Linked DNA regions of Homo sapiens: regions 1 and 2 are each linked to region 3. A link is a contact called in ENCODE Hi-C data. All regions are on one chromosome and are shown on one strand. The core of a region is the stretch at or near the end of the contact, and the rest is flanking DNA. Distances in the headings are between cores, read along the strand shown. Region 1 has its middle 6.2 kb from the start of FRMD3. Region 2 overlaps FRMD3 (FERM domain containing 3). Region 3 has its middle 64 kb from the start of FRMD3-AS1.

Region 1 (4,572 bases), core at 1,373-3,872, 390 kb before region 3:
AAAAATCCATTTCACCAATCTATACTCTTTTTTTTTTTTTTGAGACAGAGTCTCACTCTGTCGCTAGGCTGGAGTGCAGTGGCACAATCTTGGCTCAGTGCAACCTCCGCCTCCTGGGTTCAAGTAATTCCCATGCTTCAGCCTCCCAAGTAGCTGGGATACAGGTATGCACCACCACACCCAGCTAAATTTTGTATTTTTAGTAGAGACGGGGTTCCACCATGTTGGCCAGGAGTGGAACATTTATTTTATTTACATTCAAGGTTAATATTGATGTTTGAAGCTTTGTTCCTGTCATAATGTTAATTGTTACCTAGTTGCTTTGTAGTCTCAACTGTGTAATTGTTTTATACAACTTGTGAGTTTTATACTTTTTATGTGTTTTTATGATGAAGACATTTTGTCTCTATGTTTAGAACTTCTTTGACATTTCTTATAGAGCCAGTCTAGTGGCATCAAATTCCCTTAGTGTTTGCTTGTCTGGGAAATAGTTTATTTCTCCTTCATTTATGAAGCTTAATTTTGCAGGATATAGAATTGTTGGCTGACAGTTTTTTTGTTTTGTTTTGTTTTTTGAGACGCAGTCTTGCTCTGTCACCCGGGGTGGAGTGCAGTAGCACAATCTTGGCTCACTGCAACCTCTGCCTCCTGGGTTCAAGTGATTTTCATGCCTCAGCCTCCTATGTAACTGGGATTATAGGGGCTTACCGCCATGCCTGGCTAATTTTTGTATTTTTGGTAGAGATGGCATTTCACAATGTTGTCCAGGCTGGTCTCAAACTCCTGATCTCAAGTGATCCACCCACCTTGGCCTCTCAAACTGCTGGCATTACAGGTGTGAACCACCATGCCTGGCTTTTTTTTTTTTTTTGAAGACTGAAAATAGGACCCTTATCTCTTCTGTCTGGTAAGTTTTCTGATGAGAAGTCTGCTGTTAGTGTGATGGGATTTCCTTTACAGGTGATTAGACAGTTTTCTCTTGCTGCTATTAGGATTCTTTTTCTTCATGTTGACTTTGGACAGTCTGGTGACTATACACCTTGGTGATGTTTGTCTTGCAATATATCTCCTAGGAGTTCTCTGAGCTTCTTGTATCTGGATGTGTAAATCTCTAGCAAGAAAAGTAAAGTTTTCCTCAATTATTCCCTCAAATAGGTTTTCCAAACTTTTAAATTTTTCTTCTTCTCCCTCAGGGATACCTATGACTTACAGGTCTGGATGGTTTATAATACCATATTTCTCAAAGGCTTTGTTCGTTTAAAAAATTATTTTCTCGGCCGGGTGTGGTGGCTCACTCCTGTAATCCTAGCACTTTGGGAGGCCGAGGGGGGCAGATCACGAGGTCAGGAGATCAAGACCATCCTGGCTAACACGGTGAAACCCCATCTCTACTAAAAATACAAAAAATTAGCTGGGTGTGGTGGTGGGCGCTTGTAGTCCTAGCTACTTGAGAGGCTGAGGCAGGAGAATGGCATGAACCCAGGAGGCGGAGCTTGCAGTGAGCTGAGATCGCACCACTGCACTCCAGCCTGGGTGAAAGAGCAAGACTCCATCTCAAAAAAAAAAAAAAAAAAACAAAAAAAAACAACACTTTTCTCTGTATTTTTGTCAGATTGGGTTACTTCCAAAGACCTGTCATTGAGCTCTGAAATTCTTTCTTCCTCTTGGTCTAATCTATTGTTAAAGCTTTCAACTGTATTTTGTAATTGCTTCAATGACTGTTTCATTTCCAGATGTTCTTTTATTTTTTAAATCTTTTTCCTTAGTAAATTTTTCATTCATACCTTGAATTGTTTTCTGATTTCCTTGTGTTGTTTTTCAACTTTCTCTTGGATCTCATTGAGCTTCCTTACAATCTATATTTTTAATTCTTTATCTGGTGTTTTGGAATTTTCATTTTGGTTAGGATCCATTGTTAGATATTTAGTGTGATCCTTTGAGGTTATCATAACACACTCTTTTTTTCATGCTGCTGGAATTGTTGTGTTGGTCCTTTCTTATTCTGAGGTGTCACTTCTTATTTTTGAATTTACTTTTGTTTGGACAAGACTTTTTATTTCTTCTTTGAGGATGACTGTAATGTATGTTGAATAGGATTGTTTGGCTTTGCTTCTTGGTGCTTTCAGGGGGCCAAGGCTCTGTATGAATTCCTTGGTTATAGATAACGTTAGTATGGTTGTTTTCTCAAATGCTGGTTGTAGTAGTGGTGTACTGGGCATGTGAGTAGGCTCTCAGTCTCCTGTAAAGACGGAGATAGAAGTCTTCAGAAACTTATCTCGGTCCCTAGTGCTGTACACTGAGTCAGCCAAATTTGTATTAGGTTGTGCAGTTTGACTTCCAGACCAGTAGGTGGCACTTGAAGGTAAGAGCTTCTGTGGCAGACGCAGATGGGTATATACTTGATCTTTTTTTTCAGCTGGGAGAAGCTCTGTGTTGTCACAGGCAATTATCTGGCCTGTGGAATACACCATTCTCTGAGTTTCCTGCTCAGCCCTGGGTTGGGGAGTGGCCAAAGCTGAGTCAAGCTGGACTGCCAGGCTTGTTCTTGGATAACCCAATGCCAAGCACAAGCACAAGCCCTGATGGGGTGCTTAGGGGAGCTTCTGGTGAAATGCACAAAGGTCTCCTCAGGGGGTCAGGGGGCTGCACCAGCTCCATGGTGCAGAAACGCAGTCTTCTTCCCTATCATGCCTCTGTCCCAGGGCTCATGACTCAGTTCGACAGACACTTCAATGTAGCTGAGAGACATGGACAATGCCTTTCCTGTGGCTCTCTGCTGAAATGGCTTTGGTGTGGAGCCTCTTCCCTCAGCCCAAAATAGACAGCTTTATGGCTCACCTGTTCTTGCTGCAGGAATGCTGCCACTGTCTGTACAGAGGTGGAGGGGCCCTGTCTTTTGTACAATCTAGGGCCCAGTGGGGACATTGCCAGTAAGGATGCAGTCATCCTTAATAGCCCTGGAATGGCTGTCTACAGGTATGCTTAAGCCAAACCCTGGCGGCAGCAGCTATGCGGGGAGTAGGAGGCTTCATCTCCATTACCAGGCCCAAGCACTGGGGCCACCTGGCTGCTATGGCAGAACCACACTCTTCACCCACAGAGCCAAGCACAGTGCCCATGTCGCTGTTGAAAGGAGTGCAGTCACTTTCAGCACAGAAGTGGGGAGCTCTCAGGAATAGGAGAGCACACTCTATGGTTTCTTTTGTCCTAACAGGTGTTCCCTTGGCATGCTGCACTCTGCCTTTTCCTTGGAACAGCATGCCCTGAGGGTCAGACCCTCAGCTCTCCTGGGTCCAGCTGGCCCCATGTGGGTGCCACAATCTCAGTGGGTGCTGAGGGATGTCTGCAGGGGATTTGGTGATGTGGAGACACAAGAACTGAGATTCCCTGGGCAGGATAGAGTCCCAAAATGGGTGCACACCCAGTGTGGTGCCCGCTACCATAGCTCAAATTTGGGGGTTGCTGACAGCCCAGTGCAGTGCCCTCAAGAAATTCCCAAATTGCCGCCCACACCGATGCATAAGCTTGTGAGGGCAGAGGAGCTCTTCAACAGTTTGGAAACTAGCAATCTGTCACAGGGGTGAGGGCAACCCAAAACATCCCCACTTACCCTTTCCATGGGACCCCAAGTCCTTCAGGATTCAATTTCTGCCAAATTCTTGCCTCCTCCTTTTTTCTGTGCCCTAGCTTCTGCTTGTGAATTTTCCAATAGGCCTTCACACTCGTCTCTTAATCTTTTGAGTTATGATTTTTCACCTCTAACTTTGGTTCTTCTTTTTTGGGGAGATTGGGTGATCAGTGTCTCCAGTCAGCCATCTTGAAGCTGCCCTAAAAGTTTTACATTTTAACTGAGTCCAACTTATGCTTTTGATGTGTTGATGTTTGTTGATTTTTATCACCAAACTGAAGATTACCTAAATTTTCCCTCATGTTATCTCCTAGAAGTTTTATTGTTTACATGTGAGTCAATGATTTATTTTGACTTAAAATTTGTGAACAGTGTGTGGTCTATGTCTATACTCATTTTTTTGCATGTGAATGTCTAGTTTTTCCAGCACCATTTGTCAAAAAGATTATCCTTTCTCCATTGGACTGACTTTGCTTCTTTGTCAAATATCAATTGACTGTATTTGTGTGGGTTTCTTTCTGGTCCCTCTATTTTGTTCCACTGATCAATTTGTTTATTCTTTTGCCAGTACCATACTGCCTTGATCACTTTGGTTTTATATTAAGTCTTAAAGTCAGGTAATATCAGTCATCTGAGTTTGTTTTTCTTCAGTATTGTGTTAGCTACTCTGGGTTTTTGCCTTTCCATATAAACTTTAAAAAAAGTTTGCTGATATCCACAAAGTAACTAGCTCAGGTTTTGACTTGGGTTGCACTTAACCTATAGATCAATTTGGGAAGACCTGAAATCTTAACAGTATTGAGTCTTCCTATCCATGAACATGGAATAGCTCTCCATTTATTTAGTTCTTTGATTTCTTTCACCAGAGTCTTGTAGTTTTCCTCATAAAGATCTTGTGCATATTTTGTTAGATTTATACCTAAATATTTCTTTTTAAGTTATCA
Region 2 (4,091 bases), core at 1,586-4,085, 320 kb before region 3:
ATGCCTGATAATCCCAATATCTAGATCACCTGTGAATCTGTTTCTGTTGTCTGCTTTTTTTTCCTATTGGTTCTATCTCTTGGTATGCCCGGTAATTTTTAATTGAATGTTGGGCACTGTAAATAAAAAATGATGGAGGCTCTTGATGGTGTATTCTTCAACCGAGGAGTGTTCTTTTTGAGCTTCTGGTAGGCAGTTAAAATTTTTATAATCTCAACTCAATCTCCCTACCCAGGTGTAGCCTTTTAGGAGTCCCAAATGAAAGCCCAGATTAGATACCCAGGTCTGTCCACTTTGGTAGGCCCTGAACTCCAATTATTGTCTCTTCATCAGTGGGGACAGCTGTGCTTAGTTTATCATCCCTCTAGCAGCTGTTTTCTCCTTTGCTTCCCTTTCTGCTTGTGAAATTTACACATCAGTAAATACCTCAGTGGTGGTGGTGGGGAGAGAGTGTTGGGTGGCTTCTGTGTGTCCTTACTCTGGGAGTTTGGACTTTCAGGTTATGGTTGTCTTGGTAACACCTAGATGCCCTCAAAGAGATGTTAATGTTTAAATTTTATCCAGTTTTTAAAATATGCTTATCTATTATTGCTGGAATGAGACATGTATTCTCTGTTTTTTAGGCTTTAAAATTTAAGTAAGGAGACTTGCTTTTGATTCATCACAGTGCCCCAGAAACAGGTGTCATTTAAACGTGCAGGTGAGAGATCATTGTTTGCCTTGCAGTCTAGTCTGCTCCCTGCTCATCCCACAAGAACCTTTGATTTTTCATAACTTTTTGCTTTGCATTCTGAGGAAGAAACTTGACAATTAGTGAATTGAATATTATTGATGTTATCAGATGTAGAATGGTTGCTTTATTTAGCAGGGAACAGGGTTAAATAAATGATAGAGACAATAACTCAGGAGGCTCAGATCCCTATTTTCATCTTCCAGATAGTAAGAAAGAACAGTAATTCTTCCACAAAGGAAGTGAAGGCCATGATGATTTCTAGTGGCTTTGTCATGCTGATGTTTTTGCTATACTCTGTACTTTTGAGGGGTTGCAAATTTGAAGGATGCGGTAGTGATTTTTTGAAGTGTTTTTCATGTTACTTTTCTGCATTTATATATATGCATAGATAATGTGTATGTATATAAATGCACATACTGTACACAGCTCCTTGTTTTGTGTCCCCTTTTCTCAAAAAAGCATTGAATGCAAAAACATAAGTTCTCCTCAGTCACAACCTCTAAGAAAGGAAAGAAAATTTAGAGCCAGAAGTTGTTAACCTCAGCAGGAGTTTATGACTGTAAGATTTCATCACCTTACTGTCTTATCTGGTATAGTTACATCTGCCCCAATTTATTTATTTTCCTGCTTCCTTCTCTGCCAGTAATGAGCCTGGAACTTGAAGGAGGGCAAGGTACATTCCTTGTGGTATTTATGAGGGAGGAGACCCATGTCTTTGGAAAGTGGACGTTGGCATAAATGCTTTCCTTCATGGGGGGTGAATTTTCCTACTTAAGTTCACTAGCTAGCCCGTGCATTCGCCCTCTTCCTCCTCTCCATGTTATTCTTGTTGGCGAAAGTGTATGATGTACTTTCTGTTTCTAAGATAGAAAATATGATGTACTTTCTGTTTCTAAGATAGAAAGTGTATGATGTACTTTCTGTTTCTAAGATAGAAAGTGTATGATGTACTTTCTGTTTCTACGAAACTTGGAGTTTACTTGTGGGGAAAGTCAAAGACACATGAACATTGAAATATTAGTAGAAACAATTAAATAGCAACAGAAGTTAATAAAAGGCGAAGGGCTAAATGGAATGCACAGAACCTGCTGTGGAAGGTAGGTGAGGGGAGGACTGGACCGGAGTCATGTGGAATGATTCTGTGGACCTAAGTATTGGGAGTTCTTGTGGATTTAGAGTTGGCAAGAGTGGGTGGACAAACTTGGCAGGGAGACTGGTGTGCACAGAGGCAGGGGGTTGGGAAGAGGCAAGGTGGGCCAGGGGCTTGAGATGTCGGTGTAAGAGTCTAGGGGCTGGAGTCCTGTGGGAGAGAAAGCTCAAATGCCAGTAGCCAGGTTGAGTTTGGGTATTCCATATACAAAGGGGGAACATCTAAGTCTTTGAGGAATATAATAATGATTGATTTTGGAGGTTAAACTGGCAGGATGCAGAAAGCGTTGGAAGGGGAAATATTGTAAGCATGGAGCCTGGGAGGTTTCGCCACAATCCTGGTGAGTGTGGCAGGGTTGGTGGCTGTAGAAGGGAAATGAAGAGGCAGATTAGAGAATAGTTTTGAAAGAACACTCGTGACTTGACTGCCTATGAGGAAAGCCTACTGGCATTTTATGCAAGTATAAATTATGTGCATTTGAGGTAGTCCAGCATAAAACTATCGAAAAAGATATTTTATATGAGAAATTTAGAAATAACCCCAAATCCTTTCTTCTCATCGGTGGCAGAGTCAACTCTCATGGCACAGGTTTTCACACTTTGAAAAATTGATCCATTCACACAAAAAGTGATTCTTTCAGTAAGAAAATCTGACTTTTCTGTTGACAGTATGCTTTATAAAGGTAGAGATATGTTCTCATGAAATAAAAGTCACCGAATGGATATTGTGCTGGCCCCTAGTGAGGAGGAGCTGGGCTGGGCTGGTGTGGCGTTCCTTTGGGTGGTGTTCTACTTTCCTGGTAGCATTATCATTGTTTCTGGCTCCAGAATGTCTCCTCTGTCACCTAGGTAAACACCAGTCAGGAAATGTCAGATCCCATGGGGTGACTGGGTGAGCCACTCACTCCCATGTATTACTAACCTTTGTTCCTGATGAGCGTTTCCTGAACTCTTTGGGGGCATGTTTCACGTGTGTGTCATAACAGATGTTCCTTGAAGAATTATGCTTGAGAAATGCTGCAGGTTTTATTTCCCTCACCCTGATCTTCTCTGCAGCTCATAGCACACATCAGCTTATTTATGGCTCTTGGGCAAGTGAGCAAACTAGTTTGACGTTGTTGACTCCAGCTTTTCCTATACTTATTTGACCATGGACCACTATTTTTGCACTATGCTTACTAAAATCTGAGCGGTGAGTTCTGGGGAAAATAGGGCTGGGAATGGAGTTTTTCCCAGTGGCATCTCTGGTAGCACCCTAGTCCCTTCAATGAATGAGCAAATGAATGTTCACGAGGCCCTTGCTCTGTGTTGTCACTATACAAGGTGATTTGCTTGTATTCTCACATTCAAACCTCAACAAGCCTCTTAGGTGGATTTAAGGATACAAGGCTCACATGAGTTAGGACACTTGCCCAAAGTTACATAGTTAGGAAATGACAGGCCCAGAGCTGGAGTCCAGATCAACTCCAAGTCCAGTGTGGGACGCCATTGCTAGCTCCCTGGTGAGAATTTTGGGTTCAGTCAGTAAAACAGCAGCCATTTCATCACAGAGGTTTCATACTTCACCACTTAAACAAATACAAATGTTTCTGTTGGTAAAATAAACCTCCCAGGTCTTCTCAGAGACCATCTAGCCCATTGTGGTCAGAAAAGAAGCTTTGAACAAGGTGAATTTGCAATGATTGGTTTTTAGCCCTTTTCCAGGGAGAGGATGAGTCCCTGTTCTTCCTGATGCTCTCTCTTCCTTTGTGTGGAGCAGTACGGGCTTTCCTGGACCTGCTCATCCAGCCTTGCCTCCCTGCATTCAGTTTCCCAAGCCGGTGTCCCACCCACCCTCACTGACCTGCAACTGTGTCCTCATGCCCTTCCCTTGTGAATGATAGCTCAAAATGGTGAAAGAGGAACTCAGTCATCTGCTGAGCATTATTGTGTAACGCTAGATATTGATATGAGAAAATGGAGCAGAGCCGTGAAGATAGTTGCCTGTTTTTCCAGTTGCCTAATGGGTTGTTAGACTCCCTGATAGACCTAGGAATTTACAAGTTGCCCAGAATGTTTCAATTTCTTTTTCCTGCTTCATCTTTTCAGTATTTGTGCCAGTTTGACCAGCAGAGCAGAAGGCCAGAGCCGTTCTCTGTGCTGTCAAATCTGTTCTGAGTGTATCATCTTGAGGGAGTACGTGTTGGTCCATCTTTTATTCTCAATTTCC
Region 3 (4,482 bases), core at 1,909-4,408:
AGTCTGTCTTCTGTTGTGATAACATAATACTACAGACTAGGTAATTAATAAAGGAAAGAAGTTTATTTAGCTCACAGTTCTAGAGGCTGGGAAGTCCAAAAGTGTGGTGGTGACATCTAGTTGAGGCCCTTCTCAGTGTGTTATAACATGACAAAGGGCATCACCTGGCAAGAAGGCAAGAACAAGAGAGACAGAAAGAGCTTACTCTTATAATAAAGTCATCCCTACAGTAACAAACCAACTCCTGTGATAGTGGCATTATTTCATTCATGAAGGCAGAGCCCTAGAGCAGAGGGATTAAGTTTCCAACACATGGATTTTGAGGGGACACATTCAAACCATAGTACTCTGTCACAAGAATATGTAGACAGTAGATTACTACTTGTAGAACTGCTAAGTCCCTATTTTATGCATACTTTCACGCACACTAACCTATCACTTACGTTTCCCACAGATCTTAGTTTTGGCTACCTGCATCTTTGTGTGTCTTGCGGGCCATTTTGGCATTACACAGTACAACTGGCTGACTGTAGAAGTAGCTTCCAGTAGTTTTCCTAGAATTAGCTCTCACCAGAAAGAGTTAGCCATCTCCTGTATCTAGGACTTTAAAAAATAAACTAGCAAGTATCCTCCATGCTGTCCTTGAGAAAGAAGCACTAGTTATATTTCATCTGGAAAGTGTTGGGGAAAGAGAGATGAATTATTTAAAATGTATCCATGTGTTACAGTGAAAACTGTTTATCACCATGCATCTTACACATTACTAGACAAAATCATGACAGAACCATGAAGTACAAAGTGGAGGTCTCACTAACCCATCCCAACTTAGCATAATTAAACTAAAAATGACAATGCTTTATTAAAGATGAGCAATCCAGGACTATCAGATGGGTTGCTGCTGAGACCATAGGCACAACCCAGAATTGTTCTGTGCAAGCCAGGAAGGTTCTGGATAAACTGGGATGGATGATTATCCCACTGTTAGTTAAGTGAAGGTAGTCAAAGAGGCAGTTATATAAATGAGTGTGGAATCCCTGGGAGGTGCCTGTTCCAGATCTACAAATTTTGGAGTCATCAGTAAGTTGATCATATTTAAAATCATAAGATTGGATGGGGCCACTAAAGGGAGTGAGTGTAATTAGGAAAGAAGAGGGGTTGAAGATCTATGCCCTGGGCATTCCACCACTGGTAGGGTAAAGAACATGAGGAACCAGCAACAGAGACTGAAAGCTGGAACTGGAACTCCAATTACAGAGTGTCCCTTTATCAGGTAGCAAACAGTGCTCATACTTCAGAGAACCAGAATATTCATTGAGTGCTTGTTATCTGCTAGGAGCTTTCACATTTTTGTGGAATTCCTGAAGAAGAGGTTGAAATTAAATGACCATGGGCTTGAGGAGGGAACACAAACTCCAGATGCAGGTCAATATAAGATCAGAGAGAAGAGTATGTGTGTGCCAGATGGAAGAAGGCAGGCCTCTTCTAAAGAAATTTTTTAGAATAATTTTTGTAATTGTGTGAGACAAGGAAATTATCTCTTTGGACCAGATATGATGCATGGGCCATAAGTTTGTGACATCTGCTGTCTATAAAGTCTTCAAAAGAGATATTATTCTTATGTTTTCAGTCAGGGTAAAGGAATCCCAGGGCCATATAACTATTAAGTGACAGATCCTGGGATGGAAACTTGAGTCTGCTGACTGAGAGCTGGTGTTCTTTTTATTGCACCAAACTGCTGTCCTGGAATTTCTGAAACCAAATCATGCTGGCAGTTGACTGCTGAATCTAAGCACCACTTTGGCTCTGTCTTGTATGACTGTTGCAGTGAACAGATAAAATGGAGAAAATTATGTTTTGTTTGTTCCAGAATATTCTCATTAGTACTTTTATAGTTCCACCTCAACCCATTCAAGCTCTAAATGGAAAATGAGGAAGCTTTGTGTATTTTTCACCAGAAGTCCCTTGTCTTTGAAGTCTGAAGGAAGTGTAGGGAACCCAATGATATGGTTTGGCTGTGTCCTCACCCAAATCTCATCTTGAACTGTAGCTCTCATAATTCCCATGTGTTGTGGGAGGGACCCGGTGGGAGATAATTTAATCATGGGGGCGGTTTCCCCCATACTGTTCTCATGGTAGTGAATACATCTCACAACATCTGATGGTTTTATAGGGGGAAATCCATTTTGCTTGGTTCTCATTCTCTCTTGTCTGCTGCCATGTAAGGCATGCCTTTCACCTTCTGCCATGATTGTGAGGCCTCCCTGGCCTCATGGAACTGTGAGTCCATTAAACCTCTTTTTCTTTATAGATTACCCAGTCTTGGGTATGTCTTCATCAGCAGCATGAAAATGGACTAATACACCCAAACACAGATAGAAGAAGGGTCACAGAGCATCCAGGTATTCTAAAGGCCTTAAAATGTATTTATGGCCCTGTAACCTGACTTGGGAATTGAACGGCTCCAAAATGCTGCCCATTGTTCTTGGACTCAGCTGCCTTTGCCTTTTATTCCTTTCTGGTTTACCTCTGGATTCAGGCTGCCTGTTTGTACTGGGTGACATAAGTGTTCTCCCTTGGCTGTGCCTCTTGTTTTTCTTACTAACCCACAAGAGGTGGTGGGAAGAAGGTTAGCTCTGACTCAGCAGGCTGGTAGATGAGGCTAGACTTTGCTACCTCCTTTCGGTGTGATCTTGGGGCAAGCCACACAGAATTTCTGGGCCTCCTTTTTTCATTCTAAAGTAGGAGTGAAAATACCTTCCTCCATTATTTCCTTAGATAGTTGTGAACCCACAGTAAAGTGTTAGTTATTTCACCTACATGAGAACACTTTATTAATGCAATGAGGCAAGGATTCTTATTTTAAAAGCAAGCAGGAAGAAAATAGTATGCCAATGCAAAGACAGAAAAAGGCAGGCTTTAGAAAAATTGGATTGTGAGCAAGGATATCACCATGGGGTAGAAAGAGAGATGGCCAACCTAGGTAGAGAACTTGTGGAAATCATGCTCTGACTCTTTGTGCTTTAGAAGTTCCTGACTTTTGAGTGTTTCAAAGGCCATCAGGTGCACTCAGGAAGTGGGAACACAGGGTCAGGGCAGAGAAGGGGAGGAGACTAGCTTCTTGCCCAGCTGTGAGTTTTCTCACTGTGACTCATGCAGAGAGAAATCTAGTATTCAGAAGTGACTGGCCTGTCTGAAATTACATGACTGAAAATAAGGACTGTGGATGGTACTTTCAGTGCTGGGAAGAAAGGGTTCTAGAAAGGTTTGAACTTTCAAATGAGACCTTACGGTCAAATAGATAAAGCAAAGAGGCCAAAGGAGGGTGCCAGCCAGTCAATTTGCAGAAGACTGTGTAGTTCACAGGGCTTTCCACATCGCTTCTGTCCTTTCCTCCTGACAGTGACACTATACAAACCAGGCAGGTATTGTCCTCATTTTTAAACTAAGGAATCTGAACCCCATTGATGCAAAGACCTGGTAAGTGGCAGAATGTACACTAGAACTTGGGTCTGCTATCTTAATTTACTCTTTACTTTCCAGCTATCTGGAGTCTGTATTTGCCAACGCCCAGACAAGTTAAGCAACTTCTGAAAGGTCACACAGCAGTTAGTAGCAGAACCAGGGCTCAACCAGATGTTGAGACGCTATACGCTATGCATTCTCCACTATTCCATGCAGCCTGTCAAGTGGGTGGTGGAAATGTTGTTTGACAACTGTCAGGTACTCAGCATGGCTGGGAGAAATATCCTGACCTCAGTGAGATGACATTCCATGGCAGTAGGTGACACACTTGAGCCTATCATATGGGCTGCCAGGGAACGTGCCACACAGTCCTCACTATATGGCTAGGCGAAGCTTGTGGAGTTTTATCTTTTTGTTTCCCTTCTTAAGGCTCCCTTGGTACTGAGGACTAGAAAAGAACATCCAAAGAAGAGAGGCGTTAAACAGCCTTGTGCAACAGGTCTGGTATGAGAACTCTACTGGCAGGGGGTGGCATTTGTAAGTCTTTGACAAGTAGCTGAATTACTGGGTTGGAGAAGAAATGCTGTAACTTCCAGGAAGGAAAGAAGGCAGCTCAGGGTCGCCATGATGGAGAAACAAAGGAAAAGGGGCTCAGATAACTTTCTATTGATGTAGATCTTTTCTGAAGTTTTGATAGCATTAGAGAAGGTCTTCTTAAACTCAGCGACAATTTTTTAGGGTTTTGGGCAATATAAATGGTGGGCTCCTTTGAATGTGCAAGGAACAAGAAATTTCATATAAGCAGTAACATATTAAAATGAAAAAGTGTGTTTAATCAGATATATACCATTTAATAAGTGCCTTGTGGAGAGAGCAATATGTCCTAAACTAAGAGAGGGAGAGTGAAACTGAGAGTGAGAACAAGAGAGAGAAAGAGAAAATATGAATATACATGGTGTATAAGGGAAGTGGTGATGTTAATAATGTATCTTTTAAGAGAAAGAATCGATGGGACCAGCT

What was found. Hi-C counts contacts between places; a loop is a spot of excess contacts on that map. Pooled maps may share reads with other maps.
Region 1: a loop to region 3 is called in a pooled map, with 2.5 times the contacts of the local background. The contact joins two enhancer-like sites. A Hi-C loop is called at or near these places in 2 of 50 pooled maps.
Region 2: a pooled map shows a loop between it and region 3 (17-fold over the local background). The contact joins two enhancer-like sites. A Hi-C loop is called at or near these places in 5 of 37 single-sample maps with no recorded cell type and 3 of 50 pooled maps.

The regions. Positions count from the first base shown.
Region 1 is chr9:83,542,360-83,546,931 of GRCh38, reverse strand. It overlaps a transcript of FRMD3 not described here. Among named protein-coding and RNA genes, the nearest start is that of FRMD3, 6.2 kb to the right of the region's middle. Within about 2 kb of position 2,622, at least 2 of the 41 ENCODE cell types and tissues checked have a DNase peak (open chromatin) inside an H3K27ac peak, as active enhancers do.
Region 2 is chr9:83,471,120-83,475,210 of GRCh38, reverse strand. All of the region lies in intron 1 of FRMD3 (FERM domain containing 3), which reads left to right. Among named protein-coding and RNA genes, the nearest start is that of FRMD3, 65 kb to the left of the region's middle. RefSeq lists enhancers at 1,479-1,568, 1,619-1,778. Within about 2 kb of position 2,835, at least 9 of the 41 ENCODE cell types and tissues checked have a DNase peak (open chromatin) inside an H3K27ac peak, as active enhancers do.
Region 3 is chr9:83,153,152-83,157,633 of GRCh38, reverse strand. It overlaps a transcript of RASEF not described here. Among named protein-coding and RNA genes, the nearest start is that of FRMD3-AS1, 64 kb to the left of the region's middle. Within about 2 kb of position 3,158, at least 5 of the 41 ENCODE cell types and tissues checked have a DNase peak (open chromatin) inside an H3K27ac peak, as active enhancers do.